Linked DNA regions of Mus musculus: region 1 is linked to region 2. The links are chromatin loops, found by intact Hi-C in ENCODE. Cell type or tissue: heart. All regions are shown on one strand. Each heading gives the region's core, and the rest is flanking DNA. Links, peaks and the distances in the headings are about the cores only. Region 1 holds the start of Gm30967 (a long non-coding RNA gene). Region 2 has its middle 58 kb from the start of Gm30967.

Region 1 (16,655 bases), core at 5,498-13,497, 59 kb after region 2:
TATATCCTCAATGGCCCATTATTATTGTTGTTACTGTTATTTTTGAGACAGGAATTATAAAGTGTAACTTCGTCTCTGATTCCCTCCTGCCTCAGCCTGCCAAGCAGTGAGATCACAAGTGTGTGTCCCTTTACACTTGGCAATAATTAGTATTTCTTCAAACTCCAAGCCAGCCAAGGCTACATAGTGAAACTCTGCCTTCAAAAAAAAAAGGCATTTATACCTCAAATATTACAGAAAAAGAACAACATATTAAGACATTGACCAAGATGCAACATCTGACAAAGTTCTCCCCCAACTGCTATAGTAGGGAGTTTCATGGGAAGGGAAAGGAAGCACGGGAAACTGGCGTGTTCACCACTGTGAAGAGATGGCTCAGGCCAGCTCTGCCTGCAGCCACGTCAGAGTGGGGCACTGTGTAGTCTCAGAACATGTGGCTCAGCACAGCTCAAAGTCTTCCTCTGCTTATGCCTCCAAACAAGTTGATTAAATTTCCTCAATTATAGAGCAATGTTCTTTTAATAGTTCCATTTCCCTTGTACTGAAGCTTTGAGAAGAGTTTAAGAGTCATTTTGGTAACCGGACCTAGCTTTTTTTTTTTTTTTGTTAAGGAAAGAAAAGTAGTTGAGCGACTTTTAGTTTAAAAAGGTGCTGCGCACCTTGAGAAGCATGGTTGGTGACATTGCCATAGGTGGAGTCAGAGAGGCAGGGAGAGGAGCTCTGAGGTCCTCTGGGAGATTGCAGTCAGATCCTATCAGCTCTCCTTGGAAGGGAATTCAATCAGTGGCCAGAGGTTTAGAATCCTCAAAGAGCTGCACCTATCTTTTGGCACTATGAAGGCCCTTTCTAACCCTGAGGGTTTCTAAGGCAAGGTTAGGCTAGGAGTTAGGCCCAGGCTTGAACTACGGCTTGATTCATTAAGTACACGGTACTCAGCTTCCTTATGTATAAAATGGGAATATGCTGTCCTTATACTTTCCAGGCTGTCAGATGCATAGTGGGATTTGATAACTCCTACCCCTGTAACCCTCCCCAGGCAGTTACTGATCTATCTCTGTTCAGGGAAATAAATAACTGCATTCTTGTTTGGCATTTCCTAAAAATTACCTGTCTTCTAATAAAGCTAAAAGAAAACACAAGAGAGTGCAGCTCCACTATCAGTGAGGAAGAACAGATAATTCAGGAAGAATATTAGGTAGAAAAGAGAAGGCCTTCACTTATGCAAGAGTACAAACCTTTTGAGGCAATATTTTAATAGCAAATGTAATTACCCTAAGCAGGATGCTCATTGCTTATCAGTTATGAAAACACGGACAGGACAGTGGACTGGCTCCCACTAGCTTTGTATCCTGGAGCCAGCATACATGATAACTTTCTCGTAGCCTTTCAACCCAGCCACTCCAGGAGCAGCGCCAGACTTGTCTCCTTCCCATGTGCAGTAGAGTGAGTGCCCTGCCCAGGACAGGTGAGGTCACCTAGGCACCTGGCATAGTCTCCAGCTGTCTGCACAGTGGACTTTGAGATGTTTCATGGCTCACAGTGCCCTCCCTGTGGCGCACCCTGTGTTTTCTCTGAGGGTGAGGTGATCTCGGGGAGAGGGAAGGGAAGACCAAATGCCTTTGAGGAAAACAAGGTGGGAAAGAGAGGAAGGCTGTGGAGAAGAAAGGCACCTGACTTAAAGGTTTCCTAGAAATCTCATTGCAAGCTCCAGCTAGTGAGGACAGAAAGGAAATGGAGTGGGGCAGGAGAGACACATCCTTAGCAGCACTGTAAAAGTTTTGAGGGTAAGTCAGTGGAAGAAGTGGGGGGACCAAGAATAAGGTCCAATATAGATACAACTTTAAGGTAGAGGAGACACAAGGTGAGTAAAGCAATCTCTTTTATGAGAGCCTCCTGACCCAGAAGGGAGATAAGAAATAGATAAGCAGGCAATGGGTGTGGTGGTCCACACCCACAGTTCTAGTACTTGGGAAGCCAAGGTAGGAAAATGGAGAGTTTGAGGCTAGTCTGGGCTCCACAGGAAGACTTGTCTCAAAACAAAACATAAGGTAGGCTACTTAGTGTTTAGTATTAGGCTTAGTGTATTTGTGTTCTAGTGGAATCACAAAGAAGGCTATTTAAAAAAGAAAGAAAGAAAAAGGGGAGAGAGAGAAAGAGAGAGAGAGAGAAGAAAGCTAAGCCTTGTGGCATAGGCATGTGATTCCAGTTATTTGGGAGGCTAAGGCAGGAGGATCACAACTTTAAGGCCTGCCTGGGCTGCCAGGTTAGACTGGGCAACTTAGTGTGGCCCAGTCGCAACCTTGGAGGTAAAGCCCTATAGCCCGGCATGGAGTGCTTACCTAGTGCTTTGGAGGCCCCTCCAGCAGACAGAAGAACAATCTCCTGCACTGGCCGGAATTCAAGACTTGCAAAGCAATCAGCCGACTGTGTGGCACCCCAAGGCAATCCCAGCAATTGGAAGGTTTAGGCTAAAGGAGCACACATTCAAAGCTAGGATAGTAGGGTGCACAGTCAGACTCTGCAGAAGGAAATATAATCACCTCCACTCTTACTGTCTCTTCTATCACCCACGGCTGTTAAGGGGCCAGAGTTAACACAACAGTGGTTGTACAGAGACACAGAGGAGTCAGAGAGGAGAACTGGATCTCTGTGAGGAACACTCTCACAGGAGGTAAAAACACCCCACATCCTCCTGTAGCAACACAGCACAGCAGGAACTGAGCTAAAATTCTGTTTAAAGAGTACTGGCAGCCGGGCGTGGTGGCGCATGCCTTTAATCCCAGCACTCGGGAGGCAGAGGCAGGCGGATTTCTGAGTTCAAGGCCAGCCTGGTCTACAAAGTGAGTTCCAGGACAGCCAGGGCTACACAGAGAAACCCTGTCTCAAAAAAACAAAAACAAAACAAAACAAAAAAAAAGAGTACTGGCATCGTTAATATTAAAATCTCCATCAGGCTATCCCTTTCCAACTCAAACATGATTCTTCCTTGTACGTTATTGCATGTAAGATCTTCCTATGACACCACAGACTAAAACATAATCGTTGAACAACCTTGATTTTCTCCGTGTTTCTTTTGGAAGCAATGCCTGGTTCTTCTCCTTTACTGATGCAAGAAACAAAGCTTCGAAATTTCTCTAAAACGGAGGAAGGCAATTCTGGCAGAAAACAGCAGTAGTCTCTGAGCCTGCAATGTCTATTACTTCTTGGAAAAATTTCCCACAATGAAGTTGCCTTATTTAAAAAAAATGGCCCTAGTTAAAATGCTCCCTTTTTTCCAACCCTATGCTTAGGGGCTGGAGTTTGAAAGTACACTCGGTGAACTGAAAGATGCCCTGCAAGAGTGCCAGAGCTGGCGGAGGGCACTGACCCCAGGCAGCTTGCCCTCTGTCAGTAAGACAACTGCCAGGGATGGAGAGGTCACATCTGCAGTGACAGCCTCTCCATGTTCTACTACGAGTGTGTGCATGCCATGTGTGTATGTGTTTCTAAATGTATGTATGTATGCATGCATGCATGTATACGCATATGAAAACATCAATGTGAGGCCTTGTATGTGCTGTATGCACGTGTGTAGATTACAGGTCAATTCTGAATGTCTTGTCAGTTCCTCTCTAGAGATTTGCAGCAGGTCTCTTACTAACCCTGCAGTGTACTCATTCAGCTAGACTGGCTGGCCAGAGTTTTGGGGCCTTCGTCTGTCAGTGGTGGCTTACAGATCTGTGTTGTTGTACCTGGCTTTTATATAGGTGCTGGAGGTGCCAACTCATGTCCCCACACTTGTAAGGCAAAGATTTTACCAACAAAACCATCTCCCAAACCTGAATTTAGGAATTAAAAAAAAAATAAGCTAAATAAATAACTAAAATGTGGTAATTATTCACTAGAAAGAATAATATGAAAAATGACAGAGACAACACAGGGAACGTAGCTTGAGGCTGCCACAGGACAGGGGCCAGTTCTGACCCTTGGAGAGATGTCCCAGAGCAGAGGGAGACAACTGCACCATCAGTCAGTCAGCACTGCTGCTCCGTACTCAGAGGCTGCAGGCTGACATCGGACTCGGCTGGGTTTGGTTTCCCGTGAGCAGGAGCCCTCTGCAGTGCAGCTTGCCAGGGTATGAACTGCTGCTCAGAGCAGACCCCAGGCTGTGCAGGACAGCAGATGTTCAAGCGAATGCCTGGAGATGCATTTCTGTAGAGTGTGACCAATGAGGCCTCCTGATCCCAGGCATTCCCGGGCTTGGGACTGAGTCCTTACATGTCCAGCTACCTTCTCAAAATGCTCCCAACACGCTGGGGAGTGTGAGGCCTCACGCCAGCAGAGCTCACGTGACAGACTGGCGATGGTTCCCATGACTTCAGACCAAGTGCAGCACTGCTTACACTATAAAAATTCCCATTGTTACTCTGCTTATGTAACCAACCCTATGTGTGAGACTGAAGGCAACCCAGACCAAGTAACACCACCTTCTGCAGTGCTGGCTGATGGCAAGGCTGAGGTCATGCACAAAACAAGCAGTGCTCGGCACACTGCGCTGAAGAATAGTGTTTCTTTCTCTCTATCTCTCCAGTTGTAGGAACAATGGAAGCCTTTTCATAGGACAGGAGTATTGTGCCAAGAATTTTTAATTTTTGGTAAATATTTGTATTCTGTAAGTCAGGTGCTAGAGTAAATATTTGTAAAACAAAACAAAGCAAAGCTGAAGCCACCCCACAAGAACAAACAGCATTCACTACAGAACGAGGAGGGGTCAAATGGCTGTTGAAAAAGCTGGTTCTAGAATTCGCACAAGCAGTGGAGAGAACGAGGGTGGAGAGTGAGGGCCTCCCCTTCCTTGGTTTCTCAACCCAGGCCCATAATTGCTGTCATGGCAAGACAGTGAGAAATGACAGGATTCCTCACAGTGTTTGAAGGGTAAGGAAAAGGAAGTGAAAACTGGAAATTCAAAGCGGCCTGTTTGCATAACAAGTAGATAGCCCTGAGTCCTGCCAGAGCATCTAGAAACTCAGTGGAGCTGGACTGTGTTTCTAACGTCCCAGGAAGCAGCTCTGGGTGATGGGATCTTTGTTTCTCCAAGTTCACTCCTGTCCTCACCTAATGAAGAGCAGCCTGGCTGCCTGCCAAGTTTCAGAGCTTGGGTATAAAAAGCACAGAGAAACCTGATGGTGGGTTGTTTCTGCAGGATGTTCAAGTAGCAAGAGAGCCACTGGGATCTAGAATTTGGCTGCCACTTTGACAGCTGGAGGGGTGGAGGGGCCGAGGTGTAGCAAGATGAGTGAAGGCCCAGAGGCTGGCTCACCTCAGAGGGAGGGAGTGTATGCTTGCACCAGGAAGCCTAAGAGATAATGGCAGCCAGGACTATGTCCTACTTGAACCTTTCCAGGCCACTTTTCCTCTCCTTGAAACACCATTTCTGCTGGGCTTGGTGGTACAGGCTTGGAATCCCAGTACTCAGGATGCTGAGGCAGGAGAATTGCTATTAGTTTGAGGCCAGCTGGGGTTATGAAGCAAATTTGTCTCAAAAAACATCAACAACTACAACCATCACCACCACCAACAAAAAAGCCAAACAACAACAAACGAGTGAGTCCTGAGTCCTTCTCGCGTCTGTGGACTCCTAGAGTAAGGGGCAGCTGCGTGAGGAGCAGAGAGAAAGGTTAAGCCCTCCTAACATCTCACCATGCAGAGTCATCAGTGTTTGTCAGTGTTTGTTCTGACCGTACTTTAAGAATATTGTGTAAAATCCTTTGCAAAGAATATTTTTATTTTATGTGAGTTACATCAAACAATCCAAACAAAAGCAAAGTTTTACCAAAGCCTTTCCCACGTGCTCCTAAGTTTACCAGGAGGATAAAAGGGATCACTTCGGTCTGAATAATCTACAATAGTTCATACATGAGTAGCATTTTAAAATATTCTTAGATTATTTATGTGTGTGAGTGTTTTGCTTCTTTGTATGGATGTGTGTAACATGTGTGCCTGGTGCCTGCAGAGGTCAGAAGCGGGTGTTGGTTCCCCTGGAACTGGAGTTACAAATGGTCGTGAGCTATTAAGTGGGTGCTGGGAACCAAACACAGGCTCTTAACCACTGAGCCATCTTTCTAGCCCCATCAATGGCTTTTTGAATGGGGTCTTAACGAATAGTATAATTTTTAAGGGGCACAAATAAAAAAAAATTTTTTTTTGTTTTAAAACAAGATCTCATGAAGCTCATGACCTTGAATATACTATGTAGCCAAAGATGATCTTAAACTCCTGATCTTCCTGCCTCTACCTCCCACATGCTAGGATTGCAGGTATGTGCCACCGCTCCTGGCTTAAAAGAAGCCGTACATTTAAAATGCAATGCATAGAAGGAATAGATGTGTGAAGGTAGGCAGAGCTAAGACAATACCCGTCTACTTCTGAGCCACATCCCTGGCTCAATTTTCTTAACAAAGGGAAAACTTGGACTGGGTAATCAATCCCCTGAGCTGGGGAAGATGAGGCAGGAGGTTCACTTGTATTATGTAGTGAGGCTTAGGGATGACGTAACAAGAAAGAGGGGCAGAGGCAGTTTACAGAGTAGACAGGCTGGGGGCTCAGAGTGATAAAGGAAATCAACAGAGAATGGGGGCAGGCCTAAGAGCAGCACTGGCCTACAGAGCAGCACTGCAGGGCCAGTTGAGGTTAGCCAGCATGAGTCAAAGTGTAGGGCAGGTAAATGAACTCACATGGTTTTCTTCAGAAGACCCCATTGAGGGCACCATCTCAACCTAAGACAGTGGAGGCCGGAGGGCTGGGCAGGCTGAAAGTCATGCAGACATCAGAATGCTAAACAGAGTCAGTATCAGACTTGCTGACTGGGTGGGCACAGTCAAAGAGGAAGCTTAAAGTCCTGCTGGATGAGGTAGGATGGGGGAGGGGATGCTTGGAATGAATCAGTGTGGCTAGTCTGGAGAGATTTTTTTTGGAGAGAGAGAGATGGAAGAAATGGGACCCTAAAATATATGACATATTTCGATATGTATGCAGAGGGGCGCTACTTAGTAGAGAAACAAAAGCCCAAAGAACAAGTTGGCTGATTGAAATAAGCATTGAGAGCTTGATTTGGGTAATTTGTTCTAATTTCTGAACCAAACAGAACTTGGAAACACACTGGAAATATACCAGCCTCAGACATAACTGACAGTCGGGTCGTCCATGAGCAGAGAGACTAGGGTCTGTCCCAGGAAGGCTTGGCTGGCAGCCACCTGGCAGCCTCCTCACCGTGCCTGGGAAGGAATGGCTCAGATTAATGAAGCAGCTTAAGTTACCCCAAAGGCACTTAGGTTACAAACTATGTAATAGGTGGAGTACGCTGGCCGCAGAAAAAGGGTGCCTCCCACAGAAAATGTACAAAGAAACCTGTAAAGAATATCACAACACAGAGACTATTTACATCAGGAAGACGTTTACCTTTCTTTCTCAACCTCTTATAAAACAGAAACACTGTATGGCACATGTCAAAACTAGTAGCCATAAACTCTCGAGTGCATAAACAAGGCTTTGAATTTTTAATTACGCAATATATGGGAATGTTAATAAGCAAGAAAGTACAGTAGGTTTTTTTTTAAAAAAAATCTGTAGAATTAAGAGTTAATCACTTGTACACTGAAACTTAATGATGTATGATGATTTGAGAAGATGCCAGGCCTTAAAGTTAAAAGCTGCTACTAAGTCTCTTACTCGAAACTCTAGCTATTATATACTTGGAGCTGAAGGAGAGAGAGCAACTACAAAATTAACCCTGGGGGTAGCAAAGCCATACAGTACCTCTGGATTCATAATCCCTTCTTTTCTGAAACAGCTGTGAAACATGTCCATGGAAAAGACTTCACTCCAAAGATATCCATAATACTGGCCGTCATACCCTCCTGCCAAATGTCCAAAGGTAGCTGGCATATTTGTGCCTTAAAAAAAGATAATTTCAATCAGAATGATAGAAAATGCTAATTAATCAGGCTGTGAACTAGCTAGCTTTCCTTTGGGGAGCCCAGCTGTGAGGGGAGGGAAGGATGGCATCTCACAGGTTGGCATGCACTCATCTCACTGGTTGGCATGTACCCTTAGCCAAGATTATATACAAGCCTTTCTCCTGTCAGTAGCTCAGCCCCAGCTCTGGATGTCTAACAACAATTTCTGAAGCCTTGTCCATGCCCGTCAGTAGCTCAGGGCAAGTCATGCCAATGTGCTTTTAAAATACTTTACTAATAACCCTACTTTCTGCTGGAGCCCCCCACCCTCAGGTGCTGAGAGTCAAACATAGCCTAACTCTAATGCTGAGCTACAACCCAGCCCCCTTCTTGTATCTAAGGCCCCTGCCACAATTCTTGTATCTAAGATGACTCAAAATAAAATGGCATTTGTGTAGGTTGATAATTTCTGAAAATGAAGTGTTTTGAAAGAGATTTACGAGGTGTGTCTACATTGAGCTGCCATTTTGTCAAAGAGACACAATATTGTTCCTTGATTTCCAGATCAGGAGGTGAGGCTCAGGTGACTCAATGGCCACTCTTATCTTAATATCCTCTATAACCGTGTCTGATTCATTTTAGCAACAATTGCCTTGGTGAAAAAGTTTATAACTGACATCCAAATAGATACATATTAGTTGGCTTAAAATGTAAGTTTTAGACTCACCCAATAGCAAACACTGTAAGTATCCTGTTAGAAACTGCCAGTCAAAAGCTTGAACTGGCATTGGAGTCAGAAATGAAGGAGGTTCCCGTCTCCCCCTGAAATGGCCCTTCTGCCAACTTCTTACTGAAAATCACAGGGAAGTCCTGGTACACACAGGGAGGGAGGGGACAGGCAGGTGCTGCCAAACGGGAATGGCTGTGCTCTGGGGCAGAGGCCAACTGCTCACGCCTGATTACACTGCAATGCAGTGACTGTGGAGCCACCTCCCCTTCAAGCACTTTTGGACAGGACAACTCCTAAGGCAGAGTGTGCTTATCTGAAAACTGTCCACCCGCCTGTAAGGCTAAGGAGACTCTGAGGTCTTACAAGAAAAATGAACTCAGGTGCTCTCGCCTCATACCTGGCGTAGCTGCAACTCCCAAAATTTCTGTGCAGTATTTAGCGTATTCGCTCGCGGCATCCAGCGACGCATTGGTATGGAGGGACTGGTCAACTTTGCTCAAAACAATTTGGCGAAGCGTCAGAAGACCTAATAAGGTTAAGAGTGTTTGAACAACGTGTTGGAGAGAGAACGATGTGTGCTAACACCACGAGATCAGAGATTCAGTACCATTCATCACAAAAGGGTAGCAAGGCCAAACAGCATCTGGACCGTGTATGACTTAGGAGGAAACGCTCCCCTCAGACACAGTCCCAGGCGTTGCCGCTCCAACACAGCCAGCCTCCCTCCCTCCACGCACAGCACTCCTGGAGTATGTTATTAAAGTCAAAGTACGCCTGACAGAAGGAGCTGCCAGGAATTCTGCATTTAACAATTCCTACTTGCTTCTCTCATTGACTATACCTGTGTTGACCAGTCTCGAAGCCACAAGCTTCTCCAGCAGCTCGTCTGTGATAGGGTGTCCGTCTCTATAATGTTTTGACAGTTTTCGCAGGGAGTCAATGTCCCACACCCAGTTTTCAAGCATTTGTGATGGCACCTCTACAAAGTCAGTTTCCACATTTGTTCCACTAAATCGTGCAAAGTCAGTCTAGAAAGCAAACATAAACGTGTTTTTAAAAACACTGAGTAGAACTATATACACGCAGTGAACTATAATGAGCCCCATCAACACTTAAGGCAGGATGAGAACAAAGCACTGGAGTTCTATGTGGCTAACTGGCAGAACGTTGTCTACTGTGTGAGGCTGTGAATGTGACCCCAGCAGTTGGGGTTAGGGGAGAAGGCAAACAATTTCCCTTAGATAAACAGTCTCTCTCAGGCTCCTCCTGCAGTTGGTTATTCATGTTTACTCAATACATGCCTTTCGGGGCATTCACCACTGTTGCTCAACTACTCAAGTTTAAATCAGTTAAGGGGTTAAGTTACAACATTCCAGCCTAGGGTGTGTGTGTGTGTGTGTGTGTGTGTGTGTGTGTGTGTGTGAGAGAGAGAGAGAGAGAGAGAGAGAGAGAGAGAGAGAGAGAGAGACAGAGAGACAGAGAGACAGAGAGACAGAGAGATATGTTTTGTGTTCTGAAGTTTATACCAGTGATCCTACGACAGCTATGCTGTGGGAAACCTGAGCTGGACCCCTCAGATCAAGTTGAGAAGAAGCCAGTGGCCTGGAAGGTGAGCCTGCCAATGCGCTGCACGTGGGTGAATGAATGTGAGCAGAGGGGAGAGAGAAGCAACTCACTCAACGTTCAAAACCCCTGTGATGGAAAGAAGGGACTCACTCTCAGGGGGCCTAGGCTAAGAGTTCTGAAAGCCAAGTTTCAAAGATTCTTGATTGAGTTTGATGTTATAAAAGCAGCCACGCAGAAAGAAAGAGATTTCTCACAATAGGCTCGTGGCTTGTTTTCTGCCATTTCCGTTCCCTTTTCTAGGCTAGCGTTTTGGAACCATCACCCCATCCAAGGAACACTTGCAAACCGTGAGCAGCTGAGACAAGTTAGGGGTCGGATATAGGATGGGAACCTCCTGTTTCCCCGTTCCTCCACCCCCGATTTCCTCTCCTGATGCCTCACACCCCAGCACTGTCCCTGGCTTCATCACCCCAGGCTCTACAAAGGAGAAGCCAGGAAGAGGACTTAGCTGCAGAGAAGGAGCAGATGGGGTGCCAGATCAGCAGTGTCTAACCATTCAGCTTCTGGCCTGGGGCACAGGCACAGATGTCAGGATGACAGCACATTCTGCCTGCCCCTCTATGCAAAATACTCTGCTTGACTTCATGTTATAATTGCGCTGATTCTCGATAGGAAAGGCTGCAACACGGGAGGTCCAGGGAAACACTTCAGTAGGCACTGGTATTAGGGCACCTCTGTTGAGGGCATACCCCATCCCTCGACTCCCACTAGCTGCTTCCATTTGTACAGGGGAAGAGGCAAAGACCCCTAGAAAGAGAGTATTTTGCCTCATTCTGGTATGTAACATTTTAAGATTGTATTCGCCTTATAGATAGACCAATCTAATACAGTATTGTAAAAGCCAGTACGCAGAAAAGACTTCCTGTGCCAGGCATCGTGTCTGGTTCATACAAGCACAGTGTGGCTTAAATTTCTATCCAAGAAGCTCGGGATGGTTCAGTGGGTAAAAGGTCTGTTGCATAAGCATGAGGACCTAAACCCCATGGCCAGCACTCAGGTAAACAGGCAGGCGTGGTATAGACACATTTGCAATACCAGCAGGCGTGGTGCCATGCGCACTTGTGATCCCAGCACTTGGGAAGTAGAAAGAGGAGCGTTGCAAATGGCCAGGTAACCTGTGGCTGGTATCAGGTTCAGTGAGAAATTCTGTCTCAAAAATAAACAAACAAACAAACAAACAAACAAATGATGGACAACTACTTGGGAAGAATATCAGAGGTTGACCTCTGGCCACCACACCCAGGTGTACAAACGTACACTTGTACACACATGAGCATGTGCATGCCCCTCCCCCACTACTACATTATTGTATGGTGTATGTCCTATTACTTCTATTGGTGAACTAAGGAAACTGAGGCACACACAGAATAATAGCAGACGTAGGACTTAAAACCAGACGAGAACAGGAAGACACTTGGCCACAGAGAAGGACATAAAGGAGAATTAAGGTGCCATTTGAGTTATGTTTCCCAAGAAAAGTTACTCCCTCCTGAGACTAGAAGATCTCAAGGGCAGAACAGGAGGCTGAGGTACACAAGGTTAAGCTGTGCACTGTCTATCCCAAAGCAGTAATGCTAAATACACGGTTTTATGAAGCATAGTGCTTGAACAGATACGAGCAGTGCAAACAAGGGAAAATCAAGCCATCAGCTACCCTCATACAACAAGACAAAATCAGCAGCCTCGTGATTCTTGCTTGTGTGAAGATTTCCATGAAGGCAACGCAGACACACAAAATCTGGGGGAAGGGTCTACACGCGTGTACACACACACACACACACACACACACACACACACACACACACACTGGGGGAAGGGTCTGCTCAGTATCCAGGAAAAAAAAAAAACATGAACAAATGAGTAACTCATGAGTTAGAGCCAAAATTGGACAACTAAGAAGCAACACAATTACGTCACCAGCGTGAAGAAGAGAGGGCCTATTCTCCCTAAGTCTGCTAGTGGGGCAGAACACTGCCAATGAATGAACAGATCAACAATGTTCTCTAGAGAACAAAAGGAAATGTTTGCAAGGAAGGAGTAAAAGTTAAAAATAGCTCGCCTGCTTACAGATTTCCCAAAAGTCAGCCATGCTGCGCCTTTGTGAACCCTTTGGGCAACATCATTTAAATATTTTTCACATGAAGACAAAAAAAAATCTACAAAATTCAAAAGCTCAATTTCCAGCAAACCAGGAAACTCCTAAGCCAAAGGATACCATAGTCAGCATAGACACGGAAATGGGGACTTTGGCTTTGCAGTGTGAGGGGGCCTCCTGCGCAGGACTGTGGAGTGGGTGGCTGAACTGGCACTCACAAGCGACTATACCACTTCCCAGGTTTAGAGTCCTAGAGTGATTCCCTACGTAGTTCTCAGCATCATCAGTTTGGGGATGTTAAACATAATAAAAGCTAGCAATGCTCATCTATCTTCCAGATAAAGCTAAGTGTGAAGCCACACGACAACCCAATGGGCAAATCAGAGCACACTTCTTGCAGAAAATGTTTGATCATGGGAGCCTAAAAAAATATGGTTAACTTCTGTTTCGATGGGGAATTTTGAAAGGAAGTTACTTTTCTTTCTGGTTTTTGGTTTTACTTGTTTAAGATTCATTCTGTGCATGTGGGTGTTTGCCTGTATGCATATACACAGACGTGCATACCTGGTGTGCATGGAGGCTGGTAGGCTTGGATCTCCTGGACCTGGAGGTATAGATGGTTATGGCTGCCATGTGGGTGTGGGGAACTGAACCTGGGTCCTCCCCAAGAGCAACTTTTTTTTTTAACTACTGAGCTGCCTTTCCAACTCTTAAATATGAGTCTTTGTGTTACTATCTCCCAAATAGACATTAGGATGCCTAAAATCTATTCCATTGCAGATTTAAAACCTATGTCTTGCTGATGTAGAGATTAATGTTTAAGCTTACACAGTAGAGTCAAATGACACAAACGTAACTAAATTTGTCATGTGAGCCCTTTTAACTCTTAAGCACTACAGGTTGTTAGTATCGAATTAAGAGACCAACTCCTTTTACTGGTTATAACTGTGGTTCCTTTTTATGATAAAAAAAAAAAAACTCCAAAGCAGAGCAAAGGCAACTGTTGGAATGAGTCAGCACAACATGCCTAAGACAGTGACAGCCCTCCGGAGAAGAGACCTTGGCTGACTCATGGGGCCAACTGCTGATTTAATAGCACGAAGTCCAGATCCTGATGTGTCTGATCTACCCCACATTGAAGGCTAATGAGAAGTTCAGGTCACAAAGCAAGGCACTAAAAACAAGTGGCCACTATTTACTAGACTTTCCTGTCACTAGATGGGTAAGAAGTCACGGTTTTATCTTTGAACATATCTAGGCATCACTGGAAAAAAATAACAGTAACAAAGAAGATGTGAGAAACGGTTCATCTTTTCTTAGTCTTCACTGCAGCCCTGCACTTGAGCAGGTCGGTGTCTGAGGACAGGAAGAAACACAATTTGGGAAAGTCTTGAATATCACAACTGAACTTCACGGGTTTGCCTTCAGGCTACCTACGCTGTCCTAACTAGGCACTTACTTAAACTGCTCCTTTTCAGATAAGAACAAAAGTTCCACTTAACCTTGATGCTGAGTCAGAGAGAGCTTGGCTTACCATCCTATGCCCGACAGCCCAGCACATGCCCAGGGGATGCCCCGCTCAAGGTCTGTGCACTGAGGTGTGAGAAGAATGTGCGCTGTGGAGAACCTAACTGAGGTAACTCAGAGACAGCTTCTCTTAGACTCCACCTGACCTATCGCCTGCCTCATGTCTTTCCTCTATGTTCTTTGAGTGCTTAACATTTTACTTGTCTCACCTCTACTGACTTTCCGCTTTTAGATTCTTGCCTTTCATGTCCTTGAATCCTAAAAATCCAAAGCACTCTAACTTATTTTGAATTCTATCCTACCATTCTTTGTACACCGTGCAAGGAGATAATCAATAATTCTGCTTTAAAAAAATCACCTGCGCATTCTTCGTCTTCAGAAAAAAACCTTTCTCTTATTAGAAAGATAAAATACTTCAGGGGCTGGAGCGACTGGAGAGTGGGTAAGAGAACTGACTCGTTGTTCTTCCAAAAGGTCAGTTCCGAGGATCATGTTGAGGGCTCACAACCACCTGGATAGCTCCAAGGGATCTGATGCCCTCGTCTGGCTTCCACTGGCATCCATAATCATAAAGACAGACACGTAAAAGTCATCCTTTAGAAAGCTAAAAAAGTATATATAAAAGTTGCAGCGTACAAAAGAAATGAGCAACTTCCCAAACACGCATTATACACATGCACACTTTGGTTTATGTTAGCATTTATTCTATGTTAACATATATGTACATACTTATACACAGATTAAAAAAAAACAAAACAAAGCTGGGCGTGGTGGCGCATGCCTTTAATCCCAGCACTGGGGAGGCAGAGGCAGGAAGATTTCTGAGTTCGAGGCCAGCCTGGTCTACAAAGTGAGTTCCAGGACAGCCAGGGCTACACAGAGAAACCCTATCTCGAAAAACAAAAACAAGCAAACAAAACAAACAAAACAAAACAGAACAGAACAAAACAATAGAACAATAAAAGAGGGATCTTCAATGAAATCATGTCTGATGTCAAAGTCACAAACTCTAAGAGCCCACAGGGACATGTGAAAGTAGAGACATTCACACTTTGCCCTGCTATCAGAACACCACCTAATAACTGAGAAAGAAGCCTGTTCATGGAGACTCTGCATGTGGGAGAACTGGCTCAGGTCACATGCGACACAGCTGCCTCTAGTGCACTGCTGGCAGAGCAGGCAGCCGAGTGGCTGGGCTGCCTTTGGGCAACTCGTGCTAAGCTTCAAGAGCCTTGACACTTTGAAAACAGGAAAAGCCATGTTGGGTTCACCTGAGTGAGAGCCTTGCGGAGGAAGCAGTGCCGTGCTGGGACACGCTCTGAAGGTTCCGGCAGCTCTGCCTTCTGCTTCTCTTGAGTTTCTGAGACAATGCCTTGCTACGTAGCTCAAGCTGGTCACAAACTCACTATGTAACCTATGCTGGCTTTGAGCTTACAATCTTTTTGCCTCAACCTTGGGAGTGCAGGGACCATAGGTGTCTGACACCTTACACAGCTCCATTTTTCTTCTTAGCCTGCCCAATATGTATCTAGCCTGAGTACAGGTTGCTCTGACCAAGCAATTATATCTAAGCGACTAAACATATCTTAATGTTATTTTTAAAAATAAAATATCTATGCTTCTCTACGACTAATACTCTGCCACCCCCAGCATAGTAATAGCTCACGCTATTCTTGCTTCTGGAATCAAATTTTGAAGTGGTTAGAGATCATCTGAGCAAGGCAAGGGTCTTGATTCTGATGTGGAAGTCTCCTTCCTTTCACTACAGCACTCTGAAGGGGCACCCATGTGTTTTCTTGAACCTCATGGCTGTGGTCTGCTTCTTCTTGCTCCTGCCCACCCCCCTTCTTCACTTTTGATTCTAAAAGGATTGGGTTATACATAAACAGTTACGAAAATACTAAAAAAAAAAAATCAAAGGATAAACAAAAGATAGTCTATTGCAAAATAAAATACTAGCCAGGAGGTGGTGGCACAGGCCTTTGATCCCAGCACCCAGCACTCAGCAGGCAGAGGCAGGTGGATCTCTAAATTCAAGCTCAGCTTGGTCTACAGAGTGAGTTTTCAGACAGCCAAGGCTACATAGAGAAACCCTGTGTCAACCCCTTCCCCCACAAAGAAAAAAGAAAAATAAATAAAGACTAAGAATTGCTATTGTCTCCATTTTATTTCAGTTTGGTTTTTTGAAACAAGGTCTTACTATGTAGTTCTGGATGTTCTGGAACTCACAATGTAGATCAAGCTGGCCCTGAACTCATAAAGATCCTCCTGCCTCTGCCTACTGAGTGCTTGGATTAAAGGCATGCACCATTATGCCAGACTTGTCCCTGTTTTATGAATGGAGACATGAGAGGGTTTGAAAAGGCCAAGTCACATTTCTTTTCTCTTGGATGGCGCACATAGGATTGAACCTAGCCCTATATATTTTAATCCAATGTTCTGTCACAATGCCAGGGTTCCCCTGACAGGGCCTGTTTCTCTACAGTGGTATATAATTCAAATATTTAGAAAAGACCAATGGTGTTACTTTACAGACTATTTCAGGTCACATCATTTGAAGTTTGTCTGACTATTTATAGCCCTTTCACTTTTAATTAAGGCTTTATTGTGATTCTGATGTTTATTAAAATAATTATCTCTTTATAGTTCAAAACTGCTTTTAACATACAACCAACAAAGACATCAGCAAGAATGAAAACTGGTGAGAGGCATTACTCTTCCTTCTGCAGAAGTTCAAAAGGCC
Region 2 (16,655 bases), core at 3,206-11,205:
TCTTGTGAGCTACCTTGTGGGTGCTGGGAATGTAACCCAGGTCTTCTGCAAGAGCAATCAGTGCTCTTAACCATTGAGCCATCTCTCCAGCCCCAAGAAGTATCAAACTTAAAGTTTTATTATAAAATGATTTATTATTCTCTTGTGGTCTTTTGCTTCAGTTTTGTTTCAGTTTTTTGGAGACAGGGTTTCTCTATGTAGCCCTGGCTGTCCTGGAACTCCCTCTGTAAGCCAGGCTGGCCTTGAACTCTGAGATCCACCTGCCCCTACCAGCCTGTTTTTATTTTTTGTTTGCTTATTTATTTATTTTTTGAGATAAGGTCTCTCTATGTAGTTTAGACTAGGCTCAAACCCACTATATAGTTCAGGCTGACTTCAAATTAATTTTTTTCTTTTTAAATATGTGTGGGTGTTTTGCCTACACGTGTTTATGTATACCACATTTTTGCATTGCCTGAGGAGGCCAGAAGAGACCATCGAATCCCCTGGGACTGGAGTTACAGATAGTTGTTGGCTGCCATGTAGGAGCTAGGAATTGAACCTGGATCCTTTGGAGGAACAGTCAGTGCTCTTAACCACTGAGCCATCTCTCCAACCACTTGGCCTCAAAATTCTTGACCCTCCTTCCCTAACCTCTTGTCTGACATGCTGAGACAGTAGGCACATGCCGCCATCCCTAGCAAAGGGTCATGGTCTGTATCCGCTTTCTAGATCAGATCCTCTGCTATCTGTACCAATATCCATCTCCTTCCTTGCATGACTCCTGCTCTGGCAGCCATTGTTGCTTGTTTCAAGAATCCCTTCCCTAGGAAAACTTTGCCTGTTACAAGGTCCCAACAACAAACTAAAGTATAATTGTATGGAAGTTCAACCTGGGAGCTGATGAGTTCATTGTGCTTACTTATAAAGCATAGGCGAGGGGCTATTTATGGAAGTATGAGTGACTCCAAAGCTACCACACTACAGTCTTCACCCATGGGGAATGATGGATTCTTATAGTCACAGAGACAGAGTGCCCTTAGTTAACCTTCCCGGACTAAATACTCTAGTACCTTCCCTCCAATCTCAATGGAGGCAGAACTTCACCCAAATGTCTGGGAGGAGGAGCAGATGGAATTTCAGGTGAAGGTGTAACAGCCCTCTCCCCTTCCTCTTCAGATGGAACGTCCACAGGAGTGGGGTCTTGTTGGAGGCAGCTGTGCAAGCAAGCACAACTGATCTGGTGAAGACGCCAGCCAGCTGATTTGCTTGGAGAATCATGTTCTACAACACTGGTGGTTCTACACTGTTGTTCTACAACAATTGCTGCTCCAATTATGGGCCTCTCAGGTCCTCTCTGCCCCAATTCTGGCTTCAAGGCCCACTATAGATTCCCTTCTACAGATTAGCAATTGTCCATGATTCGGGAAAACGTCCCTGGGCTTACCCTTACCTCTCCAAATTCAGCTTCTTTACAAGTAAATCTATCATTTTAAAAGCCCAATCGTTCTTGGTTCTTGTTTGAGTTATTTTTGCCAGCATTTTTAATACCCAGATGTCTTTATATCCTGATGGCTCCCTCATCTCCCCCAAGGAGATCTCTCTAGAATGTACTCTGCAGTGTGTGATGTGAGTCTTAAGGCATACTCTTAGCTTTTAGGACTGCACTCCTGTCCTCCCTCACATCTCTACAAACTGATCCCCTGCCCCTGAAGTAGACTCTAGGACAGAGATGAGTGAGACAAAAGTTGACTGTGGAATCTCATTCAGAGCAACAGCAATGAAGGGAACGGGGATAAGCAGGCCAGAGGGGCCAGTGGGACCATAATGCAAGGAGCACCAATCTAAAGGCCCTTCAGAGTGTCCGTGCTTAGGGTGTATTATAAGGCTATGAGACCAATCCCTGGATGCAGGTTACTCTAGGGTGGGTGTATAACCTCGGGCAAGAAAATTCTCTTCATCTGATTTGTGACTGTGTCACAAATAAATCCTCCGTATGTGTTGTCTGGATTCTTTGACTTCTGTTCCACTTCACATTTTGTCTGTCCATCTACCAACAACGCACTGTCCTCATTACTACACTTCATGGATCAATTTTGCGAAACTGATATTGTTATTACTTCATCTATCTTTTTCTGAAGATTGATTTACTTTTACTCATGTGTTCATGTGTGTGCCTGCGTGCATGTTTGTGCATTATGTATGCACAGGTGTTGACAGGGCCAGACGAGGGTGTTGGATCTCCTGGAGCCTGAGTTACAGGCAGTTGTGAGCTTCCTGATTGAGTGTTCGGAAGTGAATTAGAATTCTCTAGAAGAGCAGCGAGTGCTTTTAACTGCTGAGCAGTCACTCTGGCCCTTGTTTGTTTGTATTTGAGAAAGATTTCCTGTAACCCAGGCCAGCCTGGAGCTTGCCAGGTAACTGAGGAGGATCTTGTGTTACTCCTGGTTCCCCACTGCACCCGGGATTGTGGGAATTCACCATTACGCACAGCTGAGAGTGTTGTTTTGTTTTGTTTTGTTTTGTTTTGTTTGTTTGTTTGTTTAAATACTGAATTTCCTCTAGAGAGAAGATTTCTCTCTCTAGTTATCTTTTTTTTTTCTTTAATGGCTTTAATAAAATAAAATTGATTGCTATCTCCAGGTATGTCTTGCACATTTTCTGTTAGGTCCTTTTCTAGGGACTTGGCAGTTTGGGTTGTTATTTCAAATGGTATTTTATTGATGGTGTTTAGCAATACAATGAGCTTTGGCTTTTAATTTAGCAATCCTATTAAATATTTATGTTAATTCTGATCAATTTTCTGTAGATTTCATTTTCCAGTATTCATAATTCCCAACTGCATGTGAACGAAACAGTGTGCTTTCACAATAGTCCATTGTAATAGAAGCTAACCACTTCCTCTTCTCTGGCCACACGCCACACTGTATTTGTGTATATGTTCCCTCCGTGTTTATTCTGATAACTGGGGTCGGGCATTGGTTCATTTGCTCTTCCTGGAGCAGAACTATTCTTCAAACACATTATTCTTCAACCTGATTTGTTTACTGCTGATTGTTATAAAGTTCCCCAACTCCATTTTTCTTTCATATTTTATGCACGTAATATAAGTGTGCCTGTGTCATATCCTGGATAGTTTTAGTCTGTCAGTTTCCGTGCCTCGCTCTTATCTGTAAAATTAATTTTATTGTTTTATATGGACGAGTATTTGCCACATGTATGTCTGTGTGCCACACGCGTGTCTGGTGCCTGCTGAGTTTAGAAGAGGGTGCTGGATCTCTGGAACTGGAGGTGTGAGATGCCAGGTGGCTGCTGGGAATATCTCAAGTCTATTGGGAGAGCAACTGGAGCTCTTGACTGCTGAGCCCGCTCTCCAGTCCCAGGGTGCCCCGCTCTTTAAGAAAAAACACAAACATGAAAACAAAAATATTGGATAATCATGAGACTAGACAGGAACTTGATTCTCAAGCAAGAGACTTTGCAGTTAGGGCCAGAGTATATATAGCTCAAGGGTACAGAATTTGGAAGGACTTATACTTAGTCCATACAAGGTCCTGGCTTCAGCCCCCAGTGCTTTCCAAAGTTAAACACAGTGTTTAAGGCATGTATGAATCTTTCTTAAATGGCTCACACTTTGATCAGATCTTTTTTCTTTCTTCGAAGAAGTATTGTCTCTAAAACAGATCCAGTTAGGGCTGGCCCTCAGGACTGAGAGACAAAGCCAAACTGTGAGGTACTAGACACGCAAACTAAAGGACGGTAACATTCTGCAAAATGTTTGCTAGGCCTCCAAAGACAAAATAACAATTTGACTTTCTTCTTCTGAGGGTGACCAATGCACCGTATCAGGTGATCCCAGTTGTCCCCACGGCAAGGGGCCATGCCGCAGAGATCCTGTGAGATTAAGTGAGGACAGAACCTGCCCCAGCTGCGCTGGCAGTGGTGTGACCAGCTTTAAAGCTGAGCTCTAGTGGTGATTTTAAAGTGGAACAAGCCAAGGAGCAAAGCAAGTCAAACCCCGGTCAGGCTTGCTGTGGACCGCAGAGGGTTGGGAGCAGACAGAGTCCATATGCTGTGGACTGCAGAGGAAACACTGGGGTGGGAGCGTACAGAATCCCACTTGTCGGCACTCCAGAATACATGGAGCCGGCTGCAAAAATAAACCACTATCTGCCGAAGAGATATTAAAGCAAATTCATCTGGTGTTTTCTGTAATTAACTTACTACTTCTGCTCTATCGTCTTGTAAGTATCAACCATATTTGTGCAAACAGAGGTCTAGGGATGACTGAGACCATTTTCTGTGATTTTACTAAAGAAATAACACTGTTCTCTTCGTATAAATTTTATATCAGCAGGTGTTTTCACATTTTAATTCTACGTTACTGTTTCATTCTTACCATCTAGGATTCATAACATCCAAACTGAGTTATTTGTTATTCCTTTGAAGGTTACTAGTATGTGTAATTCATAATTTCATTGCCACAAAGAACAAGTGTTAGCCCCCTTTGCACAGAGTTGGGGAAAGAACACTAAAATATATGGAATATATGTATATGTGTGTGTGTGTGTGTATATATATGTATGTATATATATATATATATATAGAGAGAGAGAGAGAGAGAGAGAGTTGACTTAATAAATTATAAAAGCACTGTCATTCAGGACCCTGATAAAAGCTGTCTCCTGAGGCTATGCCAGTGCCTGGCAAATACAGAAGTGGATGCTCACAGTCGTCTATTGAATAGAACACAGGGTTGGGAGCAGGGGGAGGGGGAAGAGTATAGGGGATTTTTGGAAAGGAAACTAGGAAAGGGGATAGCATTTAAAATGTAAATGAAGAAAACATCTAATAAAAAAGATAAAGGAATTATACTAATTAGAATATTCTTTGTACATATATAATTCCATAAAAAGTTAATAAAAATGATATAAAAATTATTTCTGGGAAAAGGAAAAAAAATACTGTCATAATAGCATCCCCTGTGAACTGTGAGCCTGCCATTGAGCTATCGCTTTTCATAATTACCTCATTCAGTCCTCACAGTGGCCCAGGGTGATAGGCGGTGTCTCACTATAAAGGAGAACACTAAACTTGACTGGACCTTGGACTTTACATCAAGGCAGTCATTCAATTCTTTGATGGTCTTATCTGGCCTATTGGATATTACAAGATGTCAATGTCCTTCAGGGAGAGTGGAGTGCCCAGGGAAGCTGCCAGTCAGTTGTACTTCCTGAAGTGCAGGGGTCATGGCAGGAAGGGCATTCCCACAGGTGGAACACAGGACAGCAACTGTGGGTGAGAACAGTTGGGTTCCGGTGAGTGTACCAAGGAAGCTGAGGTTGAAACCCAACACCATAACAAACATTTCTGAAAGCCTGGCCAGAAGTCGTTTGGGGACAAATTGCTGCATGTATTAGGTGTAATGCTAAAGAATTTAGACATTGCTGTATAGAAAGTGACAAGAGGTAATTTAACAAATTTAAGTTGTGTGTGTTGTTATTGAGATGTGTACATTCGGAAGCTGAAATACCCAACTATAGAAGGAACATTTCCCCCTCTGTCGAACCATTATTTTGTTCCTTAGTATAACCACTGTTGGTTTGGGTACAACATTTTTAATGGATAAAAATATGGAGCTACTGTTTAACATGAATATAATTATAGTTGACCCTTTGCTTGGCAGTAACTCATTGGGGAAGATACTTCTGTGTGTCAGCATGTAATTTGGAAGTTTCTGAGAGCTTCAGGCATGTCAAGGCCCCCATGGTTAAGGTATTTAAAATCTAGAAAAATATTGATATTAATATAATATATATATTTTTGTAACCCATCCAGTTATTTTTAATCTGAATTATTGAAAGTAGAGATGATGGATACATGAAAACATGGATATTAAAACTTAATGTATGCCTTCAAATTGCTCTCTAAAAAGTTTTTTTTTTTATCAAGTTATCTTCAAGAAGTTATCTTCAAGAAGATGCTTAGATTTTTCCCCCTTCTGTATATTCACCAGTATTCCATCTGATCAACAGGGATTTTTTTTTTTAATTGAACAAGGTTGTAACAAGATCCTAGCTGTGGTGTGTCAGTCAGTTAGCTTACTTCAATCGAATTATTGTTTTGAATGTGTGATTCACTGTCTATTTAAAGTCCTAGAAGAAACAACTGGGGGAACAGACACTAAGGAAAGAATTGTAATATATTTGGGACAGTGACTAAACATAAAATAAATCACACTGGGAAGAAAACTAGGAGTCCTGCTTTTTGTCGGTGGGTCTCAAATACCAGTGCAAAAAAAAAAAAAAAAATACATCGGCCAGAGAACTTTTAAAACCAGCCAATGTCTGAGTTGCACATCTCAGTTTTTGTTCTGTTGGTCTGTGGTATGGCCTGAGTAGTAAGATATTAAAAAGCCCCAAGGGGGATTATTTTATGAGCTACAAATGAGAATTTGTTTGGGGTATCTATCCACTTTAAAGGTCCCAAATTCCACATCTACATACCGGAGAAAGACGCCATTCTTCCTTGAAATTTTCAGGAATGAATTCAGGCTTGGCAGAATTCTGGTAGGGCACATCTCCCTGGGTTCAACCTCAGCACTTTATACGGATACTGTGAAGAAAGAGCTACCTGGATTGTTTTCCAGGGTTCAATTTCACTTCTGTGACTTGACCTACAAAGGTGAAAGAACTGGATGACTCAGGCTGAGTCAGCCATCATTCTAGATCCAGGCGAACCAAGCAGAGGCCCTGTAAGTCTCTGGCAAACGAATGGAATAAACAAACACGCTTTTCAGAACATTCTCTGCAAGATGAAATCTACCAGTTAGAACAGGTCTGGCCTGGCTGGCATGCAGGGAAGGCAGGATTTCTACAACGCATTAAGCAAGTAATGAATGACCTCTTTCTAGTGGAGGACATTCTTCAGGTATCTCAAGGGTCTGAGCCCTGATTTCTCAGCCTCTTGCTCTTCCTCGCTCCCTTCTTTTCTTTTCCTCACACTCCTCCTCCTCCTACTGTCTGGTAACAACAAAACCTTCAAACATAGTCCCTGTGATTGTTGATACCGGAAGGAAAATCCTGTCATGTGGAGAAATGAGTGTCCCCTGCTGACTGGGACAGTGAGTCACTCCTTGCCTCAGACCTTAGGGTATTCTAATGTTCCATATCAACCTGCCTTTGCCAAGCAGCAGCTGACACCCTAAAGAGAACTTCTGACCTTCAGAGATGAAAGCTGAGCTCTGAACACTGGTATCCCTGGTCTCACACACGCCTGAATGGAGGAGGAAGGCTGCTAGGGCTGCCACTTTCCAGGCACGAGGAGACACAAGCTGCTGATCTTTGGGTTGAGGGATGGGAAGACTTTGGGGCTGAGGGGAGGGGGTGAAGAGCCTGATTTACAGCATGGCTCTCATGTCTGTAATACTGCCACCGTGGCTGATGTCAAGTTAGCAAAGCCTTCAGTGTGCTCACAACATTCCTGAAGGTTTACTAATCAGCTTTCACCAGCCTGTCCAGACTGGTTGCAGCAGACTCCTGGCTCTGCCTCGGGAACAACTGGCCTTCTTAGTGATGCATGCCTATAGCCCCAGCACTAGGGAGCCTGAAGCAGGAGGATCACAAGTTCAAGGCCAGCCTGAGCTACATAGCAAAACTGTCTTCAAAAGGAAAATCTTGGTAGCATAATATATTTACTATTTAAGCTTATACCATTTTGTGGCTCAAAATTCAGTCTTGTAGAGCTGCAAATGTCAGTTTACACAGAGACCACAAGTTTCTCAGCATCTACTTGCAAAGATGCTAAGGGTCTAATGAAAGAAGGACTCAGCTCTTAATACTTCAAGAGGTTTATTTCTAAGAATTGGAAACTAGGGACTGGAGATATGGCTCAGCAGTTAAGAGCACTGGCTGCTCTTCCAGAAGACCTGGGTTTGATTCCCAGCACCCATATTGTAGCTCACAACTGTCTGTAATTTCAGTTCCAGGGGATCTGACACTCTCACACAGACATACAGGCAGGCAAAACACCAATGCACATAAAATCAAAATAAATCATCTAAAAACAAACGAATTGAAAACTAAGTGAAATACTGACTTAGGACTAAGACCATGGAATAAACTGGGGAGAAAAAAAAACAAAAAAGAGTTCTTTAATTACTGAATGAACAGTGTCATGCTTGACACCCCTGCCCCCACCACCACCTCTTTTCTCATCACATCTGAAGGCCTGTTAAGAGTGAGTAACTATTCCACTTCAAATTTATTTGAGCCAAATATGAATTGTAAATTCTCTAGAAGAAATTAATTCTCTATTTGATGTTAGGAAATCCTATGTTTTTCAAATGGATGTCCTACAGAATAAAAGAGACCTGGGTCCTATTTCAAAATGAATCACCAACTCTCCCCTCCCTAAAAAATATTATTTTCTTTAAAAAATACAAAATATTATAAGAATGTGCTCTCATTTTAATCCCAGGATGTGGAGGCTGCTTCGGACTGTCTGCAGCAGCTGACTATGATTTGCCTCGTGCTCTAGCAGAGGCGTGGTTTTGCCAGCTGCAGATAGTTTCTAAGACTGTGTGACATTTGGCGTTCTGGGAACTTTTTAGAGTAATAAATGCTAGGACCTCCAGTGGGGTTGGTGATTGTTGGTCTTTCGGGGGCAGGACGGTTGGTTGCTTTTTGTTAGTAGTCATACTCAAAGAAGGAACAAGAGAAAAGAAATTAAATTCAGGGATTCACATTCTTCTCTCTCTCTCTCTCTCTCTCTCTCTCTCTCTCTCTCTCTCTCTCTCTGTCTCCCTCTCTCTCTCTCCCCACCCCCGCATCTCTCTCTCTCTCTCTAGCTCTTGCTTTCCCTCTTCTCCTTCTTCCTCTTTCTCTTCCCCTTCAATCCTTTCTCTCCTATCTGGTGATAGGGAGTAAAACTAGGGTGAGGAGGGGTAGGGAAAAAAGAACCCACAAAATAGCAAGACCAGCTACAATGTTTCAAGAGTATGTAGTCGCTGGGGTAAAATTATGCTCAGAGAACGTTTGTATCCTATTTTGATGGCTCCCCATTCTTCAGACATGATGAATAAGTAAATGTTTGAAAAACTTGATTTGGGGGGAGGGTTCATAGTAGCCAGGCCCTATAGAATTTGAGCAAAAATAAATTCACATTGACAACTCCACAGCCAGGAGTAAATTATTCTTAATTAAGTAACACATTGGGTCTTTCCAAAGATAAAAAAAAAAAACAGTGATGGGTCAAAGAAGTGTGTTGCTTTAGACTGTCTGAGGCTATTAATAAAACAGTCTCTCTGCAGGAAGTGAATATAGACAACTCACAAAAGCAGGAAAGCTGCTCAGGAACCCGCTGGTAAACGCCTGGTCTCAGTTCATGGAACTGTCCTGCCGGAGTGTGAGAAGGTGCCACCAAGCCAAAGTCCAAGAATGAAGTGTTCGTCCTGCTTCATTCAGCATGTGCTTTTACCTATGGAAGCTGGTCTAGAGAGTGAAAACTGGAACTCTCTATACCAACCCCTTTATTACAAATACGGAAACCAAAGCCAAAGCTGGAGATGCTGGCCATGTAGTATTTTTGCAGGCTCAGAATCCATTTTCCCTTCCGGTCACAGCATCTCCCACGGACTGTCACTTGAGACCTTGTTCCTGGCTTCAGGTCCTCTTGATCTGAGCAGGGCTGCTATCTCCTCAGGCCCAGGCTTGGTGGTTCCCATGTTCAGGTGTGGACAGATGGGTATACCAGAACATTGCAGAGATGGGCAGGTGGGAGGTAGAACCCATAGCCATTTACAAAGGAAAAAAAATCATTGTCCAGTCACACTACTAATACCAAAGCTGGAATCTAGCTACCTTTCAGACCAGGGCACAAAACATTCCCAAGTTTAAAAATTGGTTTTACTTATGTAAAAGGTGATTGTAGACGACTTCATAGGATTACTAGGTCAGTCTGTCTGAGGGTCTGTGGACTTTTCTGCTTGGCCATTAAGTACCTGGAATATAAATATATATGTCCTTCTTTATCTTTAAAGAGAACACAAATTTTAACCAAGGCAAAGATGACACAATGATAGGTAACTTGATACACAACGTTCCTCGAAGGCTGCTTTAAAAAAAAATCATCTTAAGCTACAAAGATATCATATATTTAGACCCTAAATAACCACATTACAAATGGTAGGCTTATGTAAAGGAAGCTAGGGTTGAGTAAGGTGCCTTAGCAGGTACAGGCATGTGCCACCACGCCCAAGGACCAGACTTGAATCTCTGGGCCCCACACGGCATGAGTCTCCTCCCACAAGTTGTCCTTTAACCACCACATGTGTATATACCATGGCCTGTGTGCCCCACATACAACAAACAAGTCAGCGTAATGGACATGGTGAGAAAGAGAGAGACAGGAGAGACTGGATCCCACCTTGGATGCCAGACTGTACGAAACTCCTTTCCTTCCTATGCCTGTGCAGGTGTGTGTGTCACATACACACAGGGTCCTGTGTGCTTTAAATCGTCTTTCTATTTGTTCCAATCGTACAGAACTGATTTAGTCACTGTTCTATGGCTGTGAAGAGAAGCCGTGACCCATGCAACCCTTATAAAAGAAAGCATTACATTAGGACTTGCTTACTATTTCAGAGGCTATGTCCATTGTTATCATGACAGAGAGCATGGATGCTGTCTGTCAGGCACTGGAGCAGTAGCTGAGAGCTACATCCGGATCCGCAGGCAGAGAGAAAGAGACACTGGGGCTGGTCCTAGGCATTTTAGAATGTAAAATTTCCCCCATTTCATGGTAAATTGAGTCCATATGTATGAAGCCTACAGTCACATGGAGTCTACCTTGTCTGATAGGTCATAGTGCTTACAGCAGTCATTCTGGAGTGACCATGTCTCAGGCAATTTTCCCTCCATCCTTTGCTTTGCTGGTTTCAGGGTAATGTTATACTTTACCCTGCTTGCTCAAAGGCTAATTGACTGGGCTTCACACTCAAACTCTTTGCCTTCCTTTCACAACTTTTTTTTTTTGTTGTTGTCTCTCCTGAGACAAGCCAGGTGATATAACTACTTATTCTACTATTAAACTGTCTTAGTTTGTTTAGGTTATCACACAGAATAAAGGGTTCTGTCTTGAAATCTGCTTACATGTATGTGTCTGTAATGTGCTCTCATTCTCTCCAACCACTACTATTTAATTTTCATCAAAGGGCTGGAGAGATGGCTAAGAGATTAAAAGCACTTGCTGCTCTTGCAGACCACCAGGGTTTGATTCCCAGCACCCATGGGACAACAGTCTGGACTCCAGTTCCAGGCTATCTGACTCCCTCTTCTGGACTGCTCAGGTACTGCACACACGTGGTACACAAACACTTGCAGGCAAGACACCGATATGCATGAAGTAAAAAAATACATAAAAAATTAAATTATTGAAAAACTAATGCATTTATAATCAGAATATCTATGGCCAAAGTGTGGCCGGACTGGTGCTAGTGTTTCCAGGTTTTCTAGAGAAAGCAGGGAACATCCAGGCAAAGTAAATAATAGAAAGGAAAATGCTTATAAAGAAACCGTATGAAACCACTTTGGGGCAGTGGGAGGGGAGAGGAGGCAATAGACCATAACAAAATGAGCAAACAATATAAATAGGTTTTAGCCTAGAAAATTAAAATTAATTTCCTCATAATGAAGAAATCTTTCTCACGTGAAGAAAAATGTAATGTTTGAGTCTTAAAAAAGATAATATTTTCTATCTAAAGACTAGCAAATATGCCGGGCAGTGGTGGCGCATGCCTTTAATCCCAGCACCTGGGAGGCAGAGGCAGGTGAATTTCTGAGTTCGAGGCCAGCCTGGTCTACAGAGTGAGTTCCAAGACAGCCAGGGCTACACAGAGAAACCCTGTCTCAGAAAAAAAAAAAAAACTAGCAAATATTAGAAATATGCATGTCATATGCAGTGATTTGTGTCTGTAATCCTAGCACACAGGAAGCTAGGCAGTAGCATTGACAGTTTGAGACCAGCCTGAGACTTTGACTTAAAATGGAATAATCAAAAAGCTGGTTACATTCTTATATTATTGAGAGTGTGAGGACACAGGCACTCATAAATAGCTAAGGTACAATCTTTAAATGCCCTGTGGATTTTAACCATACATAATTCAAGTGTGCAAAATACCACACAAGGCAGGCATTTCATGGAGTCCAGCAGTTCTGGATCCTTAATATAACTCACATAAGAACAAAGAAGCAAAGACAGGGGTACAGCGAAGGAAGCGAAGTGCAGAAGAGTGTGTGCCCTGTAAGGCCGCGTGAGGCCCAGGGAGGCCCCGTGGAATACAGGGGCTGCTCTTTCTACACACAGAGCTGTTTCTGTCACAGCACACAGGGAACATAACACTGTTGTTCCTGGAGAAGAGAACTCCAGTACGGACCCGTAAAAGGGAACAAGGCTTTGGACTGTGTCCTCTTTTACACCTTCTGAATCTGACCAAAGCTTAAGACACATGTACTCTGTGACACAGCAATCCTACTCCCTGACAATGGCTGGACCTGTCCCCTAAAAGCCACGCTTAGGAGAAGCTGTAGATTTCTCTCACCGTGAGAGAAACCAGAAAATAGCCACCTGGTCCTCCCCAAGTGCTGGACCAAGGGAACCATTCAGGCATCGTTTTCCACCTCCAGAATTGTTAACAAAACAACCTTCTTTTCTTTACAATGTACCCAGCTCCAGGCATTTTGACATAGCCACAGAATCTGGACTAATATAATTACCAATTTGAAAAAGGTAGAGAAATTAATTTTTAAAAAATTTATCCAAATATCTGTTCTTCCTTCTTTCTTTCCTTCCTTCCCCACTCCCCACTTCAGTGCTAGGGATTTAGGGTCTCACATATGTTGGGCAAGTGCTCTACCGTTGAGTTATATACTCCTAGTCCACATTTCTCCCCTTGTACAGATGAAAGTCAAAATAACTTTTTTCCTAAGCAGTCGAGAAAATACTAAGACTTTCCCTAAGCAGAAAGAAAGGCAGAGCAAGTATTGGTTATTAGAAAAGCATTCCAACTAAACTCATTGAAAGAAATAAAATGAAAGGCCAATGGTGGCACACACAGCGCTCAGGAGGCAGAGGCAGGAGGATCTCTGTGAGTTCGAGGGCAGCCTGATCTACAGAGTGAGCTCCAGGACAAGTGGGGCTACACAGAGAAACCCTGTCTCAAACAAAACAAACAAACAAAACCTCCAAACAAAATGAAAAAACATTGTCTATCCTGACCCTAAATTCTCAAAGACTGCAATAGCATGCTTTATCATACCAGAGGCAGGAAAGGTACTTTTTACAAATCTGTTGAACAACTTTTAGAAGTATAAGTGAAGAAGGAGGAGGTGTTGACATTTTATCGTGGATTCCATGGTAACTGGGAAGGAGCGCAACGTTTGTGGATAAGTGGCTGGTGGAAATGAAAAGGTCATGGGGTCTGGTGAGATGGCTCAGCGGTTAAGAGTGCCGACTGCTCTTCCGAAGGTCTTGAGTTCAAATCCTAGCAACCACATGGTGGCTTACAACCATCCGTAACAAAATCTGATGCTCTCTTCTTAGAGTGTCTGAAGACAGCTACAGTGTGCTTACATATAATAAATAAATAAATAAATATTTTTTTTAAAAAAGAAAGAAAGAAAAGAAAAGATCGTGGAAGTGCCGGTTTGAGTAAATAAGGCTTATGTGACCACAGCGGCCACTGGGAGAATAGAGATCTTTACAGGTTACTCTACAGAACAGAGAAGCCAACTGTCAGAGGGAAGAAAACACGGTGTGTGTCTATGGTGAGGGGGACTGGGACAGCGATAGGTATGGGAGTGGAGGGAGGGTATGTGTGGTGTGCGGGGTCGCACAGAACTGACTTCGAAGTGATCTAACCGGGTACAGGAAACCACAAAGCAGGCTGATTTTGAATATACCAGAAGGTCTCAAGACCCAAGAGCATGCTGAGGAGCTGTTCTTTTCTGGAGGCAGTCATGGCTCTGCGCCCTGCCAGGGTCAGCTTTCACACCTCTCGCTACAGCTTCCCACTGAAGCATTTGCATTTCTAGTCTGTCAGGTTTTCTCCTCTTGATGAATTCATTTCCTGATTAAGCTGGATGTGGTGGCGCACGTCGTTAATCCCAGCACTCAGGAGGCAGAGGCAGGTGGATTTCTGAGTTCGAGGCCAGCCTGGTCTTCAAAGTGAGTTCCAGGACAGCCAGGGCTACACAGAGAAACCCTGTCTCGAAACCGCCCACCCCCCACCCCCCACCCCCGCAACAAACCAAAACAAAACAAAAACCAGAAGCTCCTCGAAGAACATTGAAACAGGCAGAGAGGTTATAAAACACCGAAACAAAACAAACACAGATTTGCCCAGAGACTAAGCACTGAAGTCTGGATTTGGGGCGGCCCCTTGGGCGGGCTGCCAGGGCACACACAATCACGTGGGTTCAGGCTCCTTCTGAGAGCCCGAGTGTTTGTTATTTGACTCTGTCATTCCTTATCCGTCTTCTCCCCTCGAAGCTGTTTGAGGGTGGACATTTTGCCTGTGTTGTTCACTGCTGTATCCTTGGGGTCTCGCACATAAAGAATGCTCCGATGGGGCTGGTGAATCTTCCTTGTCTCACGTTATTTCTTGAAGATTGGCAGCTAAGTGAGGCTCTCTTCATCCAGGCAGATACTCTTGTATGTCAGTGAATATCTGAAACTGTAGGTCACGTCAACCCTATTTCATAATGTTTGGTTTTCTCAGCATGTCAGTGAGGGTTCCCTAGAAGGACGAAACCAGCAGAGCATACACCAGTATGCATGTATGGCATGTACGGCGTGTGGGATGGAGCACCTATAACCCAGCACTTAGGAGACAGAGACAGGAGGATCAGGAAAAAGTGCAAGGTCAACCTCAGCTAAGCAGCAGTTTGGGGTCAGTTTGGCTACATGAGGACTTGTCTCAAAAACAAAACACGCAAAGAAGGGATTATTGGTTTCCGTGGGCAGAGGCTGTTTCTCCATGGCTGTCTGCTTATTGGAGAGCCAGGGAACTCGGTACATGCTCGGTTGAAGAAGCTGGAAGTCTCAGAACAAGAGAGGCCAGAGATGTAGCTCCAGTGTGAGGCTAAAGGTCTGGAAGTCCCCCTAGGAATCACTGACTGAGTCTGCATTGAAGGGCCGATGAGACCTGAGTCCGATGTTTGTGGCAGCAGCCTTTAGTGCCCATAAAACAAATGAAACAATTGAAAATCAGTTTAACATCCAGATAGCTGAAGTTTAGGTTTAAAAAAAAAATCAAACAAGGAGGATTTCTTTTGAACATTTACATCTAGATGGTTGTTCTCTCTTCTCCTTCTCCTCTCCCTCCTTCTCCTCTTCTTCTTCCTTCTTTTTGCCATTGAATAATGAAAATGATCCAAAAGATTTCATGCTGTTCAGAAGTCTGGAGGAAGAAAGCTAAGAATATGGAATGTGCTTGTAATAAAATTTTCAAGGAGAGCAGATGGAATTACTCAAACTTGAAATACAGCCAGGATTCTGAAGTGAACATCTCACCCTTGGAACGAAAACTTGCTTGGAGTCGTTTATGAGCAGAGTTACCCAGGGCCTCTCAAACCTCAGAGCTGTGGGCTGGAGAGATGGCTCAGCAGGGGGGAAAGGGGCTTGCTGCCAAGTCTGATGGAAAGAAGAACCAACTCTTGCAAGTTGTCCTCTGACCTCCACACATGTGCGTGCACTCATACGTACACAATAACTAAAATGTAATAATAATAATTTAAAAAATAAGCAAAAGAAAAAGATGGCTTAGCAGGTAAGGTACTGCCTGCCAATCCCGACGACCTGAGTTAGAGCCTCAGAACTTACATAAAGAGGAACTGGGCCCTGTATGTTGAACTTTGACCTCTATAGATGATGTGACACACATGCCTCTCCCCGACAAATAAATGTGATTTTAAAAAAAATTAAAAATAAAACAAAAAGTTATCTGAACCACTGAGGCTTAGGCGCCACAATTATCCCTGGTAAACCAAACAAAGCAGTCTCATAGTTAAGGAAGTAGAATTTTCTTGACTCTCATCCTTGAGAAGTCTAGGGACAGAATTAATCCAAGTCCACACAGCTGGCTGTAGGGATTAAAAAATGTTTATTCTTGCCTGGCAGTGGTGGCGCACGCCTTTAGTCCCAGCACTTGGGAGGCAGAGGCAGGAGGATTTCTGAGTTGGAGGCCAGCCTGGGCTACAGAGTGAGTTCCAGGACAGCCAGGGCTTATTCTTTCTCCCAGATCCACATGATTAGCTCACAGGACAGACTGGTTGTGCTTGCTGGTCCTAACTGAAGGAGACAATACATACCCAAGGCAAGTGAAGTGTCTGTCAACGTATGGAGAGGCCAAGGGTTTGTGGAGGGGGTTAAAAAGTTGTGCCCCGCCTTTGGTAGATTTTCAGACACCCCATTATCTATCCATGATCCAGCCTAGGGACCATTTAATTCCACATTCTTTGTTTCAAAAGTAATATGTTACGTTTCTTTGTTTTGTCCTTAATGACCCATACGGTTCAATCACTGAGTCAATTTGTCAGGGTCCTTTTCTTTCTTCAGGTTTCTTTCTTCAAGCACTGGAAGTAGGAAGAGGCTTTCCTTAAGCCCCATGGTGGCTTCAA

Evidence for each region. Hi-C counts contacts between places; a loop is a spot of excess contacts. Peaks named below come from ENCODE experiments on the same cell type or tissue, not always from the same donor. Only the 100,000 strongest peaks of a DNase experiment are listed, where the experiment ranks them.
Region 1: a loop joins it to region 2, with 1.9 times the contacts of the local background. A loop is called at or near these places in 3 of 42 quality-filtered maps.

The regions. Positions count from the first base shown.
Region 1 is chr13:104,027,793-104,044,447 of GRCm38, forward strand. Nln (neurolysin (metallopeptidase M3 family)) reads right to left here. Exons shown (of 13, transcript NM_029447.2): 10 at 9,506-9,692; 11 at 9,062-9,190; 12 at 7,795-7,931. Gm30967 (a long non-coding RNA gene) reads left to right here and starts at 10,091. Exons shown (of 3, transcript XR_873894.3): 1 at 10,091-10,273; 2 at 13,864-14,021. In heart, for the core only: no CTCF peak of the experiment used is centred there; a DNase peak (open chromatin) is centred at 8,879; H3K27ac peaks cover 889 bases.
Region 2 is chr13:103,971,278-103,987,932 of GRCm38, forward strand. No RefSeq gene overlaps it. Among named protein-coding and RNA genes, the nearest start is that of Gm30967, 58 kb to the right of the region's middle. In heart, for the core only: no CTCF peak of the experiment used is centred there; DNase peaks (open chromatin) are centred at 7,244 and 7,354; H3K27ac peaks cover 1,070 bases.